2 separate regions of the Mus musculus genome follow, and region 2 is linked to region 1. A link is a contact called in ENCODE Hi-C or POLR2A ChIA-PET data. All regions are on one chromosome and are shown on one strand. The core of a region is the stretch at or near the end of the contact, and the rest is flanking DNA. Distances in the headings are between cores, read along the strand shown.

Region 1 (7,914 bases), core at 2,441-4,940:
TGACTGTCTCACCCTATTGCTGTCCAGATCCACTAGCCACACGTCATCGGGCATTTTGAAATCTAGCTTGTAGAGGAAGAAGCTGGCAGGAACTCCAATGATGTATGGGGTTGGAGCCAAGAGTAGCTGTGGAAAAGAGATAAAGGAGGATAAGAAACAAAGACAAGACCTATTGTGAGCACTTAATCACATCAGAATTTTTCTAGATAAGGAAAGTCAGGCAATTCCTTTCCCAAAATACCTGCAGATAGATGTATTGCAAAATTTATAAATTTTCAGATTTTAGAAAGGTAACGACGATACATTTCGGCATAGCAATGCCTATCACACCATAGCAAGGAGTCTACAATCACTAACTGTAACAAACAGAAACGTCAAATTCCATAGTTTTCCTATAGAACCAGTGCAAAGCCATCCAAAATTTCAAACTAGTGAGTTCTGAGGGATAGAGAGACGGCGCTGATGAATGGCTTCCCTCCCTCAAGAGCCAGGGCCATCCCGGCAGGAAGACACCTTGAGACTCACCTGCTCTGCCGAGGCCATGCAGGTGGGAAGCAGCGGGATGACCGGGAACATGTACTCCAGGGGGTAGATCATTGCCACGAACGCCATCACAGACATGGAGAGTGCATTGTAGTCTCGAGACTGCAGCACCACCTGCGGTGGGCAGGCACAGCAGAAGTCACTCAGCAGCCAGCTTACTCACTGGCTAAAACAAGGCTTACTAGCAAAGAGCTCCCAGGGCTCTGGGTTAATTTCAGACTCACCAAGCCTACAGCGGCAGCTTATCTCAGCAATCACCACGGCTCCAGTCCCTGCCCTGTCAGTCACCTTCCAACCCAAACACCTTATTAATCCTCTCTTGAGCCACTACCTTCTTAGTTCTGCCGCTCCCTGTCCTAAGACTACACACTGAAGGAGAGCTGATATTCCCAGAGAATTAACTCAGTCTAACAAAGAACTCAACCAAGCACATCCCACATGGCACCAATGTCATAATTCAACTCACGTACCAAGTACCTGCTGCCTACCTGCCATCACATTACCTTCTGGAAATAAAAAAAAAAAAAAAAACAGAAAGGACACACTTCCTGGTTCTCAAGGGACTCATGACCTAGCTCCCAACAGGGTGTGCAGCTCTCTCCCTAGAAAGGCTACAGAGCTCGCCCTCTCACCTTGTGCTCCAACAGGATGCAGGTTAGCACCTGAAGACAAGCATCTACACCCAGAAGTTCCAAGGGAAGGTGAAGAGGGAAATCTACTAGGGTGAATCGAGATGGATCTGGAAGAGCAAATGTCAGGGCCTGCTGGAGTTCCTGGGGCAGGACCTCAATGTCCACTCGCTTCTGCCCAGAGACAGGCACTGGGGAACGTAGCAACCGATAGATCCAGGCCTCAATCTCTCGAAGGTCTTGCAGAAGGGCACTGGACTTCTCCTCCACTAGCAGTGATCCAGTAAAGATTCGCCACATGGTGTCCCTAAGGAACACATGGCAAGAATCAGAAACAGAAGTGTTATCGGCTGATACCACTGCCACCCAATAAAACCTCGATAATAACAGGGAGAGGAGTATTGCCAGGTCAGATGGGACCAGAGGGGATATATGATGACAAAAACAGATGTAGAAGGTGTATGTGATGGAACCCAACGCCATGTCCACATCAAACTCCTCAGCATTTCAGAAATACAGCTACAGTGCGAGGTCCAAGCTCAGCAATTTTACATTGGTAGTAAATAGTTTAAACAGTCCTAAAGGAGCTGAAGAGGAAATTTCTCTTCCTTCCTTCCTTCCTTCCTTCCTTCCTTCCTTCCTTCCTTCCTCCCTCCCTCCCTCTCTCTCTCTCTTTCTCCCTCCCTCCCTCCCTCCCTCCCTCCCTCCCTTCCTTCCTTCCTTCCTTCCTTCCTTCCTTCCTTTCTTTCTTCCTTCCTTCCTTTCCTTCCTCCCTCCCTCTCTCCCTCTCTCTCTTTCTTTCTTTCTTTCTCCCTCCTTTCCTTCCTTCCTTCCTTTTTTTTTTTTAAAGATTTATTTTATATCTGTGAGTTATTTTATATATACTATCACTGTCTTCAGACACACCAGAAGAGGGCATCCGACCCCATTACAGAATGTTGTGAGCCACCATGTAATTGCTGGGAATTGAACTGGGGACCTCTGGAAGAGCGGTCAGTGCTCTTACCACCTCTCCAGCCCTAGAGGAAATTTCTTTTCCTCTCACGAAGTAATATCAATCTCTTAATGTTCTCCCAAGCACAAGCAGCAAACCGTACCTTTGTACACCTCGAGGGATGCCCAGTTTCTTGCCTAGCAGCCGTTCACTACAGCAGTCTACCAAACGTTTGAGAGTATACAGACACTCTCTGAAGGTAGAGAAGAAAGGGTAGTGGCTAAGCACACACAGGGATGTCAGGGTACTGTTGCGGGAGCGGCTGCCCGCTTTTGCCCTACGTTTGCCCCGAGGAGACTGGTTTACGTCAGGAGTGGAGTCAGCACTAGGCGGCTGCAAGGTTGAGCCACTCTCTGAGCTCCCAGCGGCAGCCTCTTCTGAGGCACCAGAGGTGTGAGCGCCTTCCTTCCCACGGGGTCCTGCTCCGCCTTCCACCTTTTCCTTTGGCATTCGCTTTTGGAAGGAACGGTAGAAGTTGACACAGATGCCATAGCGGGTGACTCCGGTGTCCTTATCGGTTAGGGTGAAGACAAAAGAGGTATCGTCCCGAAGGCTCATCCGCCGCTGCCGCACACTCAGACATCCTTCTGGCTGGCAGAAGAACACCACATCTGGGGGCAGGGGGAACTCTGGGTGATCCTCTAGTGGGTACCTCCGCAGCAGCTCAGGAGTCTGAGCCACACTGTCACTGCTTGGGTGCCTGAAGGACATAAAGGCACACTCAGCAACCCAACAGCATGGAACATGCTATCACACTTGAACCACAATCAACAGATGAAGCTCAAAGGCACTTTAGGAAAGAGTTTAACTGACAGACTGAAGTCCACACTGTCATGAAGACACTATCCTGAAAGTTTCAACAAGAAAATCATCACTAGCACCTCAAGATGATCAGCACCTTAGCTAAAAGATTACCTTAGGAATCTAGGTAGACAGAGAAGTACAGAGTGCTTTCCCCTTTTGACAGACTATGAAAACGGGCTATAAAGAATATATTTGCTCGAAACCCATAAAGTATGAGTTAAAATAACAGCATTTGTTTGTTTATTTATTTATTTATTTTGGTTTTTCAAGACAGGGTTTCTCTGTGTAGCCCTGGCTGTCCTGGAACTCACTCTTTAGACCAGGCTGGCCTCAAACTCAGAAATCTGCCTGCCTCTGCCTCCTGAGTGCTGGGATTAAAGGCGTGAGCCACCACGCCCGGCAGCATGTATTTATTTATGAGAGATAGCATACATAAAGTGGAACACAAAACATGTAACAAGAACATAAAGCAATAGGACAGAATAAGATATTCAAAGCAACATGGAAATAAGGTCTGGGAGTAACAAGACATTGTGGCTGCCACAGAGAACAAGACAGTTATTGGTCTTCTTGGTTACCTCGCCCCTACGATCACGAGATAGTCAAGTAACCGAGGGCAGAACTTCTTTTGCACCATGGTTCCGATTTGTCAGTTCATTGCAGAGAAACTTCAGGGCACTGAGCAAGAAGCCAGCATTCCCAGGAGGAATTCTGATATAATCTGAAAATCCAATAGGGGGAAAAGTACTGATAAATACCCAGTGCTACGCCTAAGGGACTCACCCTTCTCAGGTTCATCTCAGCAAGGGGCGGAGGTCAGAGGCTTCCACTTCTGAACTCACGATAGAATCTGACGCTTGCTTTCCCTGCTGGCTGTCCACGTTTATGAGCTTCCAGAGTCAAATTTCAAACGGAATAGGGTTGAGGCTATCGCTTAGTGATCAAGGACTTATCTAGAATGGATGGGGCCCTAGTTCCAATCCTCAGCACCCAAAAAGGAGACGAGGAGCTGAAAAAATAACAGCTCAGACTATAGCTAGCTCATCTCCAGCCGAGTTTCTGAGACTCTGTTTCAGTCTAATCTAGAGTGAAGAATTATAACAACAACAAAAAATTACTTTCAGGGCTACTCCGGGGCGGGGGGGGGGGGAATCAAGATAAAAGCAGATTCTTTATACAGCACTAACCTGGGCTTTTACGTCTACATGGAAACTTGATTATTCTGTCTCATTGAGTAGCATTCAGCCTGATGGGTAACTATCACACAGACTTTCCAGTTAATTGCACTCAGACAGTAACAACAGCTGCATACTGTTCATGTGATCTCACATGGAAAAGTCCATGTCCCAACTGTCTCATCTCTAACCAGTTTTCCCACTTCAAGATAGAAAGGGGGCCAAGCAGCTACTGCTGCCTCCTCTGCCCTTGGTGCTGAACCACAGCTCTCGACTATTCGGGTCTCTGGATCAGAGTCAGTAATACAATGCATTCCCAGGAGGCCTGGTCTTTCTCTATCTTGTAGGGATTGTGAATTAGGGACGGAAAATACCAGGGTTTCTACAAATTTAGGGGAAGTGTCTAAAGGAATTTCTAAATGTATTCGAAATCAATTATTTCCTGGGGGCCAGAGAAATGGCCCAGCAGTTACAAGCACTCATGACTCTTCCAGAAAGCCTAGGTTCAGCTCTGAATACTGGCACTGGGTGGCTCATCACGGCCTGTGATGCTAGTTCCCGGTAAACTGTGGCTCTTCTCAGTGCTACACTGACAGAGTGCACACATGCATGCTCAGGCACACGCGTGCATAAAAGAAACAATTATATCTTTCACACTTGATCTTAGCCAAAAGGCTGCGAGGCGATAACAATTATACTTTCCAAAGAATCTATATTTTTATTAGATTTTCATAGACTTCTAAATAAAATGTTTCACTCCTGTATAGGGCATTTCCAGGGCTCCAAGATTTTGCTTCTATGGCCTGAGACTTTGTTCACTGTACACACACATGCACACACACACACACACACACACACCACACACGTAAACATGCACTTCATTTGACTCCCATACTACAGACATAGATAGTGCCTGTGTTGTGGGTACTACTTGCTTTAGATAATTAGTTCTTTTATTTTGTTTCCTCCTCGACCCACAAACAAGACCTAGTTACAGTACCTCTGGTGTCCTTAAAACACAGTTCCCTCTTTCCCCCTTGCTCCCAATAGAGGACCCATAGGTAATAGGATTCAGTTTTGTCTCCATAGCGACTCTGGCTCCCAGAACTATTTATAGCAGAGTCATAGCCCCTCCCCTGCTTGGTGACCAAACCATGCTAGCAGCTGCTACTCCAAACCCAGCCATGGCCTATAGCATCTCATTCCCCCTAGCCCTGGAGATGCTGATTCCAAAGACAGCACCTACTAAGAATCAGGTTATCTCCGCTTCTGTCCGTGTTTTTTTTTTTTTTTTTAATCCCACGTTCAGCTTTTAATAGAAATAGTTCTTCACCATCAAGTTCCTGAGCATGCCACACATTCAGTCATTTCTGGGGTTCATCACTCTTAATAATCCTAAACAATCCTCTTGTTCTCCCAACTACATGAACATATTGCATGAACATATTGCAAAAGTGGAGCTCCCTTATAGAGCTGGGCTCCCTTCCTCCTAAGAGAAATGAAGCTATGAAATAGGACACAGGCAAAAGCCATACTGGGTTCTATACGGACATATCTACCTATAAGCAAGCCAGATTCACCTCTGTATTAAAGCACCTTACCATAAAACAGAATTTGTAGGACCAGAGGCTGGATCTTTAAAACAGGTTTACATTGAAAACCAGAAGCATCATCCTGACTAAAATCTCAGAGAGACAGAGACAGAGAGAGAGAGATTGAGAGAGAGAGAGAGAGAGAGAGGGGGGGGGTTGAGAGAGAGAGGTTGAGAGAGGGGAGCTGAAGCTTTCTCTTAATAGTAAATTAATTATAGGGACCTCTCTAGTGTTAGCGAGATGAAGCCCCTCTCCAAATTCAAGTCAATTGCCATATTCTACAGTTCTCCTTTCAGAGCTGCAAGAACCCGAGACCTTGGGACTATCCTAGCTAGCAGTGGCAGAATGTATTTTTAGGCTCAATTCGTATCCCATCAATAGCCAGTGACTTCAGATACTCAGGCGACAAAGATAATCACCACTGTCCTTCTCTGCCTTCCCCACAGACTCTAAATCCTCTACCACCACCTCTAACTCATTCAGTCTTCACAACCAAGAGGGCCCAGACTCTACCTCCTGCCTCAATCTTATTTACTAATGTAAAGCCCCGAGCTCTTGTCCCATCGTAGTCCAAATCTCTAAATGCACACCTTTCTGCTATAATCCTACATCACCACTCACGTCTAGAGACCACGGACTTTTAGGTAATCTCTGCATTTTCAGCCTACAATGGCCATACTACCAACCCTGTGGATTCCGCCCCTCATTTGGGGCAGGATCTCATAGTAAAAACCACAAGAACCCGACCCAAGGACGGTATGACATCTTTGCTGACGTGAGCACAACCGGAGGCTTCCTCTCCTTCCTCCTCCTCCCCAGACAGTGACCTTGCAAGCTCATCAGCAGACTGGTCCAGCATGGGGGAAGAACTGGAGCAATGAAGCCAGCGATGGTCAGGACTGGGGAAGGAGGAGTGAGCACGAAACACTAAGCTGCGGGAGATTGGAAAAGGGAGCAGTTGCAGCCAGTGATGAGATGGTGTGCCTAGTCTTCAGCAGGCCAATACTGAAGGATGAAATGTAAATACATATATGTCTATTTTAAAGAACCAAACGTGGTTCTCCAAACGCTAGTCAAAAAAAAAATAAAAAAAAATAAGGCGTGCGCACGCACGCGCACACACGCCAGGCGCCGGTGCCTTCCTCGGGCCCGGGGCTGGACAGCTCTGGCCGCCCCCTCACCTGCTGGACAGCTCCTCGTCCCCACCCGGGAAGCCGCCCCGCGGGCCCACAGCCCCGCAGCCGCACGGGCTCCCCGCCCGACCCCCGCCTCACTTTCTCAGCAGGCTCCACGCCCCCTCGCGCTCGCTCGCTCCTCCAGGGCCGCCTCAGAGACCCTCTCCTCCCGGAGCCGCTTTTCCTCTCAGGCTCCGCGTTCCCCCTCAAAGCCCCACACGGGGCTCCCGACCGCGGGCGCTCAGCTACCTACTCTCGGAGGAGGCTGCCAGGCCCACCCGACGTCTCCCGGCCGGCGGCGGGGCGCTCCTCGCTTCCTAGCCGGGCGCCGCGGCGAGCGGGCGCCAGTTCCGCGTCTGCACCGGGGGGCGCGTACCACTCAGCCCCGAGGCGGGAGGAGGAGGCGGCGGAGGGGGCTGGGGCCGTACCATTCGCCGCGCGGGGGACGGGGCTGCACCGAGCGGAGCCCGGCGACGCTCACACCTTTCGTCGTGGGAGTGGGGACGGGATGGGAAGCACCGGGCCAGCCCAGTCCAGGTAGGTGTCAAGGGGAGGACTCACAGGAACGCATTTTGTTTTGGTTGCTCAGATAGCTTTTAATTCGACTTGGTTATAGAGTCCTTCTTGATGAAAATGGTGATCAATATGAAAGTGCTTGTCAAGATAAACTGCCCCTAAGACTTTCTGACAGTTTAGCCTAACCTCCCATGGCTCCCCCTGCACGCTGTTTGGATGTGCCCAGCCGCCCAGGCAGGAAGGCCAACTTGTCTGTCGGTGGAACCTACCAAGTCGGAATGGCGGGGGGCACTTCAGGCCTCAGCTGCCAGGGTATTACCTACACCAAGGTAGGGGAAACCGAGAACGGTGCCGCGATGCCCTCTGGGAAATGGAGTCCAGTCCTTTTGACAACTCAAACATTTGTCATCCTCCACTGGCCCTACCAGGACTTTTCTTCCAGTCCCATAGGGCCCAGAGCCCAAAAGGAAGTACCCGACCCTGGGT
Region 2 (7,914 bases), core at 1,555-4,054, 61 kb before region 1:
CGGCGAGGTGCTGGGCCGTGGGGGCCTGGCCGAGCGGCGCCTCCCGCCCCACTGATCGCCCGCAGAGACCGCCAGGCTCCTGGACCCCGCCGGCCATAGCATTAACCCGTCGCCCGGCCCGGACACAGGGAGGACATTCCCAGGGCCGAGGCAGGACTGGGGGCCCGGCCTCGCCCTCCCATGCCCGGCCTGGCCCGCCCCACCCGCTTTGCCTCCCACCAGGACTCTAGCCCGCTCCAAGGGCCGCCTGGGCCTCGGACCTCAACCGAGGGTCAGCCTGGCTTAGTGGCCACGGTGCTTCCTTGGGAGTCTGGCGCTGGCACCTTTTTGTATATTGAATGCTTTTTAAAAAGCTCTTCCTCCCCACCCCCTCATTAGTCACTAAAGACAAGTAAAATTATTGACAGCTATTCTCCCAGAGAAGTGTCTCATTCAAGAGTTTGCGTGTGCCGGGTCCAGGGGGCGTCCCGTGTGCACGATCTCTTATTTGTCTAGAGAGCATGTTTCCAAAGCTGGGCCCTAGGGACACGGGGACCATGGACACACAGCGCTTGTTTCTAGTGAGATAAGTCTTGGCTTGTTATCAGGGCTCAGGGATCATACTGAAAAGTCCTTAGCAATCTTCTGAGTGAGACACCATCCAAGAGTGGTGGTGGTGGTGGCCGCAGCAATAAGCACAGGTGTTTCTGATCATATAGCATCTGTCAACTTTACCGGCTGTACCGTCTCTCTAGCCTGGCCACAAAGCATTCTTAATGGAGACTCCACAAGCACAGCCTTCCCTTCAAAGCACTCCCAGGGGCCACAGACAAGGGACATCTATAAACATCTTGCTTCATTTAGGTGACGTAGACAGAATGTAGGCAGGTGGTGGCAGACAGGGAGTGAGGACATCTCCTAATGTCTGCACACCTCAGGAAACACAAACCCTAGGGTGTCACACTATAGGGGGAAAGACCCCTGCACACCTCCTGGCTATGTGGGTCCCTCATAGCCCACGCTGATGTCCCCTAGTCAGACTGCCGAGTCTCAAGAGAAGGCTATGGCATGTGAGCTGACGACAGCTCAGTAAGAGAGCAGCAGTTTTTTAAAAGTATTTTTTAATTCATTTATCGTGTATGTGTGTGTGTGTGTGTGTGTGTGTGTGTGTGTGTGTGTGTAAGAGTGTGCACACTTGCCACAGCATAAATGTGGAGGTCAGTGACAACTTGCAGGAGTCAGTTCTCTCCTGCCACCAGTGGACCCCAGAGGTGGAACTCAGGTCACCAGGCAACAGACACCTTTACCAACTTGGTTCTTCTTCTTCTTCTTCTTCTTCTTCTTCTTCTTCTTCTTCTTCTTCTTCTTCTTCTTCTTCTTCTTCTTCTTCTTCTTCTTCTTCTTCTTCTTCTTCCTCTTCCTCTTCTCCTTCTCCTTCTCCTTCTCCTTCTCCTCCTCCTCCTCCTCCTCCTCCTTCTCCTCTTCCTCCTCTTCCTCCTCCTCCTCCTCCTCTTCCTCCTCCTTCTTCTTCTTCTCCTTCTTCTTCTTCTTCTTCTTCTTCTGGCTCTCAAACACCAGTTCCTTAAACATTTAAACAAATTTTTTGCCTGCGTATATGTATGTGTGCCATGTGTGTGCCTGGTGCCTGCAGTCTAGAAGAGGGGTGTTGGGTCCCCTGGAGCTGGAGTTACAGATGGTTGTGAGGTATTGTGTGGGTGCTTGGACCGGAACCTGAGTTCTCGGCAAGAACAAGTGCTTTTAATCACTGAGCCTTCTCTTCCAGCCCCAGACCAGTTCTCTGGACGACTCGGAGATAAGCATAGCAGTGCATACCCAGAATAGCAGCACTTAGGTTGAGGCAGGAGGATTGTCATTGGTTTGAGACCAACCTGGATTGCTAGTTATAGCTTCAACACACACACTCATGCACATGACTTAGGAGCAGGTGATATGACTCTAAAGTAACTAAAATTGGGTGGAAATCACGGCTAGGTTTCTATTGACTGGAAAATGCTTATATGTGAACTCCCTCCTTCTGGTATAAGCTATCTATTCTAGTCTAGAATTCCTTAATGGAGATCCCCGTCATTTACTTTTTCCCCTGTTACACCTGATGAGCCTGATCCAACTGAGGGTCACAGAACAAGAACAGTGGCAGTGGGGTGGCAGCTGGGGGGATTTGGAATGCTCTGCATTCATCTTTGGTTAGTCCTTGTGACTTTAGCAAGAGCTAGCTCTGCTCCTGTCCTCTACTTGGGAGGACATTTAGAGATCCACTCCCATGCCCTCGCCTGCAGGCTCGCCTAGTTTGTCCCTTGTGTGTGTGGGGTGGGGTGGGGGGGACTAACTCCCAGCAGATTCCCTCCCTGCCTAACCCTCCGCCAAGCCCACTCAGGATTCCGTGGTCCAAGGCCAGCCCCTGCCCCTTGTGGTGCAGTAATGTGTGCCAAAGCTCTGCTGACCAAAAGAACAACAGCAGCTAGCCCTGGATACCCTCTCTCCCACCCAGCACCTGTGCCCTCGATCTTTAGCTGTGGGTGTCACGGGCCAAGAGCACCTCGACAGTGTAATTTTCTGGTGGCTGGATACACAGACAAAGGTGGGGCTACCCCTGAGATCCATGGAGGAGTGGAAGGGCGGAAGCTATCCAGTCCTGCTGGGGGTGGGGAGGAGAAGCCAGAGGACCAAGTGGCTCTATCTTCTCCATGAAGATACCTCAGCTGGATGGAATTTGTCTATATTTAGCAGGTGGCTAGCAGGAGGCTGATAAGCAGGGCTGGGGAGGGGGCAGTCCTCATAAATAGTGAGAACACAGGACACTGTTCAGTCCCTCCTTGGGTGGCCTGCTTGATGCCTGGTGTGACTGTTCTCAAGATGCCGGAGCCAGGGAAGAAACCAGGTAGCTCCACGTAAGGGTTTGGGTCAGTGGTGCACACGGCTTGTGGGCAGGGTTAGGTACCGGTGTAGGATGAGGCCTGTGGGTTCCAGGAAGGGACAGGATGGTCCTCTTTGGGCTTTGTCTAATTCTCTGCTTCATTCCCCATCCCTCTAATGAGATCAAGGATAAACTCGGTGTCAGGGCCACTGAGAGATGACTTCACTAAGTCAGGAAGAATCCAGGGTCAACAGCCCATTCTGTCTGGACCTGTATTTTCTTCTTCAGCCAGGGTCCTCAATTCAAGGAGCTCAATTTAGGCTCCAGTGGAGCTGAGCCCCTGAGCTCAGTTTCTAAGGGTACTGAGATGAGGGGGTAGCGACCCTTTCCAGCTCTGAGTGTCTGCCACATGAGCTGGAAACCCTAGGGTATTCACATGAGACCTGGCTCCAGATGTGGGGGGACAGTGCCTCTCTTCTCTGGAATAGAACAGGCAAGCCAAGGACAAAGACTGTAGCCAAAGACCTGGACCAGGCCAACACCCTTGCAGAGGTCATGGGGTCAGGGATCCAGTCCCCAGCCCCCAGGCCCCTGCTGCCTTATCTCAATTGCTCATTCTTAGTCTGAAGCCCTCAGAGGACAAATTTAGCTATATCCCAAGTAGGCAGAGTGCTGGGGCCCTTGCCAAGGGTTCCACAATGGGAAGGGAGGCTGGGCCTACCACTGGTGTTCCCAAGCAGGAAGGTAGGGACGTCTTATATGGTGGTGGGGACAACAGCCTGGACTCTTTCATCTGTCATTAACCTCACCTGACCTGAGACATAAATATGGCTGCACCCACCCCATAGAACTGTTGGAGCATTAAACAAGTAGCTTGGGGTGTGCTTACTACACAGTCTTCTTGAAGAAGGGTGTCGGGGGTGGGGTACCAGGGAGCCTACTTCCTGCAAGTTCCATCTGGCTCTTCAGTGTCAGCCTTCAACAAGAAGCCAAGGTCAGCGGAGGTGACCGCTGGCAGTGCTGCCGTGTTCGAGGCTGAGACGGAGCGGTCAGGCGTGAAGGTGCGGTGGCAGCGGGATGGCAGCGACATCACCGCCAATGACAAGTATGGTTTGGCAGCAGAGGGCAAGCGACACACACTGACAGTGCGGGATGCGAGCCCTGATGACCAGGGTTCCTACGCGGTCATTGCAGGCTCCTCAAAGGTCAAGTTTGACCTCAAGGTCACAGAGCCAGGTAAGAGCTTGCTGACCTCGCCCCGGGGCCCTGAACTCAGAGTCCGGGGCATGGACTCTGGGCACTGGCAATGCTGTAAGCCAGAAATGCCCGTTCTGCTCTTCTGCTCCAAGATCTCTCTAAGCATTAGTTGTGGCTGCAGCTCTTTCTGCACTGTGGAGGTGGGAACCCGAGAGCGGTGTTCTAGGAAGGGTCCACTCCCATAGCAGACCCAGAGCCTGGTCACCCAGATAAGGACTTGGCTAGCTGTATGTGTTAGTGGGGAAATCCTAAGAGCTTGGTGGTGGTGGTGCTGGGTCAAGGCCAAAGCTCGGAAAGGGACAACAGATGGACCACAATGCTGCTCAGAGCAGAAATCTGGACATGGGACAGGTGGATCGTGAGTGCTGGAGGACGAGAAGCAAGTTGGCTCCTCTTCTTGGAGTGAGGCCAGTGGCTAAAAGAGCCTAGGATACTGCTGTACAAGTGGAATGTATCTTAGGTGGGACATAGGTCTGATATCCGAGTGGAGGGCTCTAATTAGAAACTGTTCCATGACCCCACCTCAGCCCCTCCAGAGAAGGCAGAATCTGAAGTTGCTCCAGGAGCCCCCAAAGAAGTCCCTGCTCCAGCCACTGAGTTGGAAGAAAGTGTCTCAAGTCCTGAAGGTAAAGAGGGCTGGACAACGAGGGACAGGCCAATGGATGGGGAATATCCCAGGACAGACCTCAAAAGCCTTCTTTTCAGGGTCAGTCTCGGTAACCCAGGATGGCTCAGCTGCAGAGCATCAGGGAGCCCCTGATGACCCTATTGGCCTCTTTCTGATGCGACCACAGGATGGTGAGGTGACCGTGGGTAAGTGGGAACTTTGTGCTCATACTCGGGGTTAGGGGAAAGGAAGCCCCAGAGGACCAAGGTCGGAGAAGTCACCTTTCTCTTGCAGGCGGCAGCATTGTCTTCTCAGCCCGAGTGGCTGGGGCCAGCCTCCTGAAACCGCCTGTGGTCAAGTGGTTCAAGGGCAAGTGGGTGGACCTGAGCAGCAAAGTGGGCCAGCACCTGCAGCTGCATGACAGCTATGACAGAGCCAGCAAGGTGGGACGCCTGGTCAGGGGCATGGGGAGCCAGGGAGTACAGGCATAGGGAGGCTGGGAGACTGGGAAGCAGGGCAGAGCTGAAATGTTCAGCCATACCAGCTGCACACTGCACAAAACAGCTCCCAAGTGGAGCCACCTGCCATCTGCTTGGACTTCTATCATGGTCATGTGCAGGCAAGAGCCCGTATGGGTCTTTTATTTTATTTTTTTTTTATTTTGTTTTTTGAGACAGGGTTTCCCTGTGTAACCCTGGCTGTCCTGGAACTCACTCTATAGACCAGGCTGGCCTTGAACACAGAAATCCGCCTGCCTCTGCCTCCCAGAAGTGCTGGGATTAAAGATGTGCACCACCACTGCCCACCCCATCATGGGTCTTGAAAGGTGGATGCTTTCTTTAAATTATAGAAGCGCTCTGTATGTGTCAGCCCTGAGAAGTGAGCTTGGCAGGCTTTGCCACACCCCTTCTCTTTAGGGACGCAGGGCCTCTCCTGTCCCAACCTTCCTTCATCCTCCTGCTCACAGGTCTACTTGTTTGAGTTGCACATCACAGATGCTCAGACCACTTCTGCTGGGGGCTACCGCTGTGAGGTGTCTACCAAGGACAAATTTGACAGCTGTAACTTCAACCTCACTGTCCATGGTGAGGGAGTCCTGGGGTCTCGTCTGGTCTTGTGGTCTTCATGGGTCCTGGTCCCTTGGGCTTGTCTCTATCTCCCAACTAGAGAGGGTGACTAGCTGTGGCCAGAAGCCAGTGCCGGTCACCCGAGGTGTGAACGAAATGCATGCTTTCAGGAGAATCGTGGGAGCAAGTCAAGGGTGGGATGCTGTTTCTGTGTCCCTGCCTCACACAGTTTGAATGTGAACTGGGAGGTGAGTGGGAGGCAGCCCACTGTGGAGACTGAGATGAGAAACTGCCTCATCTCTCTAAATATGAACCCTGGGAGAAGCTGAGAAGATGGAGTCTTGTGCTCCCACTCCCTGAGGTCACCCCCACCACTACATTCTCTTTGCACACAGAGGCCATTGGTTCTGGAGACCTGGACCTCAGATCAGCTTTCCGACGCACGTGAGTGGCTCTCTTTCCTTGGGAATGGGGGTGGGGGGCGGGGAGACCAGTGTGAGGGCTGAGGGCCCTTGACATTTTAGATAGACGCATGTGGGGGGTCCAAGCTGAAGTCTGTGGGGGGCAAGGGCAAGCTGCCAGGTCACTGAGAAACTAACTTCCACAGGAGCCTGGCGGGAGCAGGTCGGAGAACCAGGTACCCTTCCTGTCCTCCATCTATCCCATCACAGAGATGGGTGGGAGCCCCACCTGACTGCACCCCTTCCTCCTATACCACTCCATCGCCTAAGCCCCTGCTAGCTCTTCAGAGAAGCCTCATGGGGTCTCTCTCTTCAGTGACAGCCATGAAGATGCTGGGACTCTGGACTTTAGTTCCCTGCTGAAGAAGAGGTGAGTCCTTGGGTCACATCTTCTAGGGCAGAGATTAAGACATGGCATTGAGATTTCCAAGCTGTGTGTCCCTGAACAGAATGAGGCACTTCTCTGAGCCAGTTTCCTTATCAAGGGGGAATCTTGTCCCAGTGTGGACAAGAGTTGTCTTAATAACCATCCTTAGTCCCAGTGTGGACAAGAGTTATGTCTTGTGCCCCTCAAAACCTCCTGGTGAATCTACCATAGACCATTTCCACAGATTCTGAAGGCCCTAAGAAGTAGGAAGAAGGTTCCCAAAGCAGTAGCAGTAAGGACCTAGCCCTGACTTCATTTCTTTTTCTGTCCTTTCTTTCCCTCTCTCTCCATCTTCCCTTCATGGCTACTGCTGCTGCTCCTGCCCAGAGAGTAAGGCGTGGGGCTGGGAGGCTCTGGGTCTTACAAGAGGATTTTAGCTTTGGGGACATGTACCCTTTCTGCTGGGGTTTGGGGGAACTCACACACACCAGGGTGACATTCTTAAGGCTTGGAATGGCTCTGACACTGTCTGGTTTTATGAAGAATGAGACTCCTGCCCTGAAAAGTAGGGGCACTGTATGGGGAAGAGGGAACAAGTGAAGGCACTGGGAAGGATCCCAGTCTTGGCAGGGAGGTGTCCAGACTTCTAATGTATGCCTGTCTTTTTCCTTCATCTGGAGCAGCAGTTTCCGGAGGTGAGTTGAGGTTGGGCCCTCCTCAACACCCTAAGCCAAGAGTCCTCCCTAGTTCAACACCCAAGACTCTTAGACTGAGAGGGGAGGAGAGGGGAGGGGAAGGGAGGGGAGGGGACGGGAGAGGAAGGGAAGGGAAGACCTCATCCTGTGTCCTGGAAGGGACAAGGAGGGACTGCCTTGAGCTTCCCAGTGGGCTGTGGGACACAGGGACTCAAAGCTGGAGGCACCTGCTGAAGAAGACGTGTGGGAGATCCTGAGACAGGCACCGCCGTCAGAATATGAGCGCATCGCCTTCCAGCACGGAGTCACAGACCTTCGAGGCATGCTGAAGAGGCTCAAGGGCATGAAGCAGGATGAAAAGAAGAGCACAGGTTAGCCCTTTCCACACAAGGGAAAGCACAAGGCACCAGCTAGCTCCCAACAAAGGAGCCGGGCTGGAGAACAACACACAAAAACCTGTAGTATGGGCAGAGGGAGCCTCTGGGGGCAAGACAAGCAGTGGTAGCAAAAAAAACAATTTAAAAAAGAAAAAGTTCAGCAAGGCACTGCATGTTTTACGTAATTGCCTAGTTAATTCTCCCAACAGCACTGCCAAACAAGGCATAG

The links. A loop is a pair of places that touch in the nucleus more often than their neighbours do. ChIA-PET counts read pairs that join two places held with the same protein, here RNA polymerase II (POLR2A).
Region 2: a map of left cerebral cortex shows a loop between it and region 1 (2.5-fold over the local background). The contact joins the promoter of Mybpc3 here to the promoter of Madd in region 1. A Hi-C loop is called at or near these places in 20 of 37 maps with a recorded cell type or tissue (adrenal gland, gastrocnemius, heart and 4 more). POLR2A ChIA-PET finds 5 or more read pairs at or near these places in 4 of 5 experiments (Patski and embryonic stem cell).

The regions. Positions count from the first base shown.
Region 1 is chr2:91,175,631-91,183,544 of GRCm38, forward strand. Madd (MAP-kinase activating death domain) reads right to left here and starts at 3,691. Exons shown (of 35, transcript NM_001177720.1): 1 at 3,549-3,691; 2 at 2,270-2,866; 3 at 1,176-1,479; 4 at 526-657; 5 at 13-126. The coding sequence starts at 3,607.
Region 2 is chr2:91,115,340-91,123,253 of GRCm38, forward strand. It overlaps Mybpc3 (myosin binding protein C, cardiac), which reads left to right and starts at 2,805. Exons shown (of 35, transcript NM_008653.2): 1 at 2,805-2,878; 2 at 3,824-4,090; 3 at 4,639-4,737; 4 at 4,817-4,924; 5 at 5,013-5,161; 6 at 5,686-5,803; 7 at 6,181-6,229; 8 at 6,393-6,422; 9 at 6,563-6,616; 10 at 7,001-7,003; 11 at 7,297-7,308; 12 at 7,516-7,679. The coding sequence starts at 2,830. Spi1 (spleen focus forming virus (SFFV) proviral integration oncogene) reads left to right here. Exons shown (of 5, transcript NM_011355.2): 5 at 1-420. The coding sequence ends at 55.